Regions from separate parts of the Mus musculus genome. Here region 2 is linked to region 1. The links are chromatin loops, found by intact Hi-C in ENCODE. Cell type or tissue: left cerebral cortex. All regions are shown on one strand. Links, peaks and the distances in the headings refer to the core of each region. The heading gives the core; the rest is flanking DNA.

Evidence for each region. A loop is a pair of places that touch in the nucleus more often than their neighbours do. Peaks named below come from ENCODE experiments on the same cell type or tissue, not always from the same donor. Only the 100,000 strongest peaks of a DNase experiment are listed, where the experiment ranks them.
Region 2: a loop joins it to region 1, with 2.1 times the contacts of the local background. A loop is called at or near these places in 2 of 42 quality-filtered maps.

The regions. Positions count from the first base shown.
Region 1 is chr7:29,733,440-29,736,635 of GRCm38, reverse strand. No RefSeq gene overlaps it. Among named protein-coding and RNA genes, the nearest start is that of Gm23103, 2.4 kb to the left of the region's middle. In left cerebral cortex, for the core only: no CTCF peak of the experiment used is centred there; no DNase peak of the experiment used is centred there.
Region 2 is chr7:29,572,904-29,576,099 of GRCm38, reverse strand. It overlaps 4930432E11Rik. Among named protein-coding and RNA genes, the nearest start is that of Gm38982, 19 kb to the right of the region's middle. In left cerebral cortex, for the core only: no CTCF peak of the experiment used is centred there; a DNase peak (open chromatin) is centred at 1,272.

The DNA of each region.
Region 1 (3,196 bases), core at 252-2,751:
ATAAAAAACAACATTTAATTGGGGCTGGCTTACAGGTTCAGAGGTTCAGTCCATTATCATCAAGGTGGAAGCATGGCAGTATCCAGGCAGGCATGGCACAGGAGGAGCTGAGAGTTCTATGTCTTCATCCAAAGGCTGCTAGTGGAAGACTGACTTCCAGGCAACTAGGGTGAGGATCTTATACCCACACCCACAGTGACACACCCATTCCAACAAGGCCACACCTTCAGATGGTGCCACTCCCTGGTCCAAGGATATACAAACCATCACACCATCTTTAGCTTCTCTCAGGCCATAATAATTTTCAAACTTGAAGCCTAATTTATTCATTTGTTGATAGTCTTCTGGGATGTAGTTAAGGCTGACCTTTAGGGAACGATAAGGGTTTTCAAGTTGATTATGCCAGGTTTTCATGGTGAGGACAATGGGTCCTTGTGCCACTCCTTTTGCTTCTTGGTCAGTCATCTGATTACCTCTAACCACAGGGTCTCGGCCTTTTTGATGCCCTGGGCAATGAATGCATGATGGCCACTTTAGTTGGCAAATGGATAGCCTCAAGGAGACTCAGCATCTCCTCTTTATTTTTTATGTCTTTGCCTTCTCACATCAGCAACCCACTTTTTGTCTATAGATGGCACCGTGGATGTGGGCTGTAGCAAAAGCATACCTGCTATCAGTGTGGATGTTGATGGGTCATCCCTCAGCCATCCGAAGGGCTTGCTTCAGGGTGATCAGCTCGGCTTTTTGTGCTGATGTACCCTCTGGTAGGCTGCTAGCCCATACAACTTGCTGGCATCTACCACCACCGCCCCTGCCATCCTCTTACCTTCTACCAGAAAGCTACTTCTGTCCGTGTACCAGCTTGGAATGCCTGGCCATGGCTGGTCACACAGATCACTTTGGATCCCTGTTTCTTCCATAAGGATGTCTGCACAGCAGTGAATGGGCGAGGAGTCGTCCATCTCAGGCAGAGGGTAGCAGGGTTGAGGATAACGGGAGGAGCAAACACAATCCGTTCAGTCAGCAACAGACTCTGATAGTGGGTCATTTGGGCGTTGGTCATCCATTGGTCTGGGGGCTGGCGGATAATGCTCTCAAGAGTGTGGGGGGCCACCACAGTCATTTGTTGTCCCAAAGTTATCTTGTCAGCATACTTAACAAGCAAGGCTACCGTTGCAATGGCCTTCAGACATGTGGGCCATCCACTGGCTATTGGGTCCAGCTTTTTAGACAGATATGCCACGGGCCTTTTCCATGGCCCCAGAGTCTGGGTAAGGAACCCTCTGGCCTCTCCTGCCCTTTCATCAACATAAAGGGTAAAGGGCTTGGTTAAATCTGGCAGAGCCAAAGCTGGCGCAGTCAACAGGGCCTCCTTAATATTCTAATAGGCTCTCTGGTGTTCTGGTGTCTATTTAAATTCCCCACTTTCCTTTGTCAGGGGATACAGGGGGCAGCCAATGTTGCAAACCCAGATATCCAAAGTCTGCAGAACCCAGCAGTGCCCAAGATTTCTCTCACCTGCCTCGGAGTAGCCGGTACTGGTATCTGAGTCACAGTCTTTTTCCTAGCCTCCGTCAGCCATTGCTTCCCATCTCGAAGAGTGTATCCCAGGTAGACAACTTCCATTTGACACAACTGGACCTTTTTAGCAGAGGCCTGGTACCCTAACTCACCCAGTTCCGTTAGCAGTTTCTCAGTACCTTGCCTGCATTCTTGCTCTGAGGTTGCAGCAAGGAGCAAATTATCAGCACATTGAAGCAAAGTTATCTGGAGTTTTTTTTTTTTTTTTAAAGCTCTGAAGGAGGCTAAATCTCCATGTAGAGCCTCATCAAAAAGGGTGGGGGAAATTCTTTTTTTGTTGTTTGTTTGTTTGTTTTTGTTTTCGAGACAGGGTTTCTCTGTATAGCCCTGGCTGTCCTGGAACTCACTTTGTAGACCAGGCTGGCCTCAAACTCAGAAATCCACCTGCCTCTGCCTCCCGAGTGCTGGGATTAAAGGTGTGCGCCACCACTGCCCGGCGGTGGGGGAAAATTTTAAACCCCTGGGGTAACAGTGTCCAGGTCAGTTGTCCCGTTTGTCCAGTGTCAGGATCTCTCCACTCAAAGGCGAATATAGGCTGACTGGAGGGATGTAACTTTAAGCACAAGAAAGCATCTTTTAAATCAAGTACTGTGTACCACTTTCGCTCTGGGGGAAGTGAGATGAGGAGGTTATAGGGATTGGGAACCATTGGGTGAATGTCTTGGACCCTCTTGTTGACCTCTCTCAGGTCTTGGACAAGTCGATAGTCACCAGATACCAGGTTTCTTTACCGGCAGCAGAGGACTTTCCAGGGCAATTGGCAAGGCACCAGAATACCTTGTTGTAACAGTCTCTGAATATGAGGCCTAATCCCATCCCTCGCCTTGCGGCTCATGGGGTATTGCCGCACCCCTATAGGGGTAGCATCCGTCTTTAATCCCACAACTACGTGGGGGGGGGTTACTCTGACAGCCATTCCCATGCCTCCAGTCTCCTCCCATGCTCTAGGGAAGGCAGTCAACCAGTCTTTCAGGTCTAGCACTTCTGCTTGCTTTGTGCATTCATGCAAACGATATTCTTCCTCGAGCTGCAGGGCCAAGACCATGGAGGTGGGGGATTCCCAACTTACTCTCGGCCCTTTTTGGGTAAATCTGATCTATACCTTTAGTTTAGTCAAGAGATCTCTCCCCAGAAGTGGTGTGGGACACTTAGAGATAACCAAGAAGCAGTGTCTCACTTGTCCTTTCCCTAAATCTACGGTACGTGCAGTGGTCCAGGGATATTGTTTCTGACCTGTGGTTCCAATTACTATGGCTCTTTTATTTTTAAGTTTTCCTAATGGTTGTTTCAACACAGTGTTCGGCTCCAGTGTCTACTAGGAAGTCCATAGGGGTCCCTTCCACAGACAAGGTTACCCTAGGCTTGGGGAGGGGGTCCGAGCCCAGTCTCCCCTAATCATCATCTTCTAGGGCCAGAACCTTAGGGGCCTTTCCCCTCTTCTTAGGGCATTCTCTTGCCCAATGTCCTTTCTCTTTGCAATATTCACATTGGTCCTTCTCCGGAGTCCTCTGGGTGGGTCTTCTTCCTCCAGATCTGGATTTGTTGTTGCCCAGGTACCCTGTATGTCTATTCTCAGTTCTACTGATTCTCTCATGTTCCCCTACCACTGTGGTCA
Region 2 (3,196 bases), core at 229-2,728, 160 kb after region 1:
CTTCCTTGTCTCCTTCTCTGGTTCCCCCTCTAAACTAGCTGATTCCTCTTCTGGAGTGATTAACTTCTCCTTTGTTTCCATCTCTGGGTGGGTTGGTTTCCTTTCTGATGGGATTAATTTCTTCTTCCCCTTCTTTGTTTCCTCCTCTGGATGGGTTGGTTTCATTTTTGCTGTGATTAACTTCTTCTTCTCCTCCTTTGTTTCCCCCTCTGGTTCTTCCTCTGGTTCCTCCTCTGGTTCCTCCTCTGGTTCCTCCTCTGGCTCCTCCTCTGGTTCCTCCTCTGATTCCTCCTCTGGTTCCTCCTCTGGCTCCTCCTCTGGTTCCTCCTCTGGTTCCTCCTCTGGCTCCTCCTCTGGTTCCTTCTCTGGACGGATTGACTTCTCTTCCTCTGTGATTAACTTTAACTTTCCCTTCTCCTTTGTTTTTTGCTCTGGTTGCACTGTTCTCTCTTTCTTTGTGATTAACTTCTCCTTCTCTGGTTCCTTCTCTGGACTGGTTGGTTGCTTTTCCTCTATGACTAACTTCCCCTTCTCCTTTGTTTCAGTGAACTTCATCAATCTCTTTTTGTCTTCGAGCTTTGTCAACTCCTTTTTGTCTTCAATTATTTCCTGTTTTCTTTTGCCTTGTTTTCTTGCTGTCACTTTAGGCTTCTTTTTCTCTAAGATCTCGTGACTGTCTAAGATATCTGTCTTCTTTGTCTTGTCTTTTGGAGAAATATCACGTTTCTTCTGAATGCTTATTCCCTCTTGATCTGCAGCTGTTGTCACTTCCCCCTTGATAGCTCTTTTAGGCACCTTTCTTTTACGAACAGGTCGTTCCTGCTTGGCTGCCTCAGGTTCTTTTGGTTGTGTATATGAGAGCCTTCTCCAGGGACATAGGTCTGTGAAGAAATCCCAGCTGGGTTGGTCAGTAAGCACCATATCGGCGAAGTCCTCCAGTTCTTTCCCCAGATCCCTTTCCATCCCTGGATGAGAAGTTGCTATTCTTGAAGTGACAAGGTGGCAAATATCCTCTCGCCAAGACTTCCTCTCTTGGTGAGAGATCATACGCCCGGGAGTCCCTCCTATTCCACGACTTTTTTTAATCCCCATGTCTTTGTCTAGCTCAGTAGGAGGTGGTAATTTCTTTTGGAGTTTTCTAAGTGCTTCTGAAGTACCCTCTTTTGACTCCTCTTGTTCTATGTTTTCTTTTTCCGTTTTCCAAGGCTTCTTTAAGTAAGTCTGGGTTTTTGGCTTAAGGGCCACATCCTTGTCTGTGGCTCCCAGGGTTGCCAAGGCCTCTTCTTCCAAGGCCTCTTTGGTTCCCAAGATCTCTTCAGCTCCCAAGATCTCTTCAGCTCCCAGGGCCTCTTTGGCTCCCAAGGCTCTTTTGGCTGCCAAGGTTCCTTTGACTCCCAAGGCTCCTTTGTCTACTAATTCCTCTTTGACTTCTGTTGCTTCCTGGGTTTCTTCCTGGATTTTGTCAGAGCCAAGAGGCAGCTCTGGCATTAGGGAACCATCCTTGGTGTCAACTTGCACAATTCTCCTGCCCTTTCTTGGTTCCGCTGCAATCTCTAAAATCTCCTTTTGCAAGTCTGTCTTTTTGCTTCTCTTGGATATCTTCAGGGTTCTTCTAACTGTGGGATATTTGGAGAAAAATAGTAAGAAACTGTGGAGGTTGTGAGGTTTTCTGTGATAGCTAGTTTAGTGAACTTTAAGTAGAGCTACTAAGGCAGAGAGGACTGATGCGTTAGAGTTTATAAATGGTTTTATCCATGCTTTGACCTTGGCATTTGTTTCTGGGGAGCTTGCTTGGGGAGACTGCTTTCTGTGAGCCAGACCCTCCCACTTCCCTGGGCTGCTTTTTATGTCCTTTTGCCTTATTAGCCCCAGATAGGTCCCACCCATCACCCCATGACCATCCCATAAATACCAATCTTCCTGGTCTTGTTCTGAATGTGTTTCCTTCTTTTCTTCAGCCCATCAACCATTTTAGAGCCTGGCACAGACATAAGTGATTCTTTGACAGCCATCTCCAGGTCCTTCTCCAAATCAATAGAAAAGCGAAGGGAGCCAGCTCTGTTTGACAAGCTCAGGTCTTCATTTAGCCGCTCCTTTATACAGCCATGCAAGTCCTGCAAGTCATGTGCCTGAACCTTCAGTATGTCACTTAGAGAAAAATCATCTGCCACTTCTTCGCTATAAAAGTAATGAAGAAAGGAAGACAATTCTGAGCAGTGGGTAAGACAACATTTTAAAAGAAGGTGTGGGGCTGGTGGTGGCAGTGGTCTTAGTGCGCGCCTTTAGTTCCAGCACTCTGGAGGCAGAGGCAGGATCTCTGTGAGTTTGAGGCCAGACTAGTCTACAGAGTGAGTTCCAGGACAGCCAAGGTACACAGTGAGATCTGGTCTTGAAGAAAAGAAAAAAAGAAATAGAAAGAAAATGAGAGAATGAGAGAGAGAGAGAGAGAGAGAGAGAGAGGGAGGGAGGGAGGGAGGGAGGGAGGGAGGGAGGGAGGGAGAGAGAGAGAGAGAGAGAGAGAGAGAGAGAGAGAGAGAGAGAGAGAGAAAGAGAGGAGTTTTGCTCTTAAGAGCACTGGCTGCTCTTCCAGAGGACCTGAGTTTGGTTCCCTGAACCCACATGGTGGCTCACAACTGTCTGTAACTCTAGTTCCAGGGGCTTCTCGTCTCTGCAAGCACTGCACACACACACACACACACACACACACACACACACTCATGCAGGCAAAATACTCACACACACATAAAAGAAAAATGAATCTTTAAAAACATTTTCAAAATTAACAAGAGAGAAGAGAATAGAAAGTAAAAGAAAATAGAAGAAGAGAATAATAGAATAAGGGGGGAGGAAAAATTATCAAAGCAGAATGGAAGAAGCAGGGGTGGGGTCACCCAGAGCAGAGTGGAAGAGGCAGGGGTGGGGGCATCCAGAGCAGAGTGGAAGAGGCAGGGGTGGGGTCATCCAGAGCAGAGTGGAAGAGGCAGGGGTGGGGTCATCCAGAGCAGAGTGGAAGAGGCAGGGGTGGGGGTCATCCAGAGCAGAGTGGAAGAGGCAGGGGTGGGGTCATCCAGAGCAGAGTGGAAGAGGCAGGGGTGGGGTCATCCAGAGCAGAGTAGGCTGAAGTAGAACATGGGGAAAGCAGAGAGGAATGAGTGCAAAGGAGAAATATTCTTTTGGCCCCATGAAAATCTGGAAA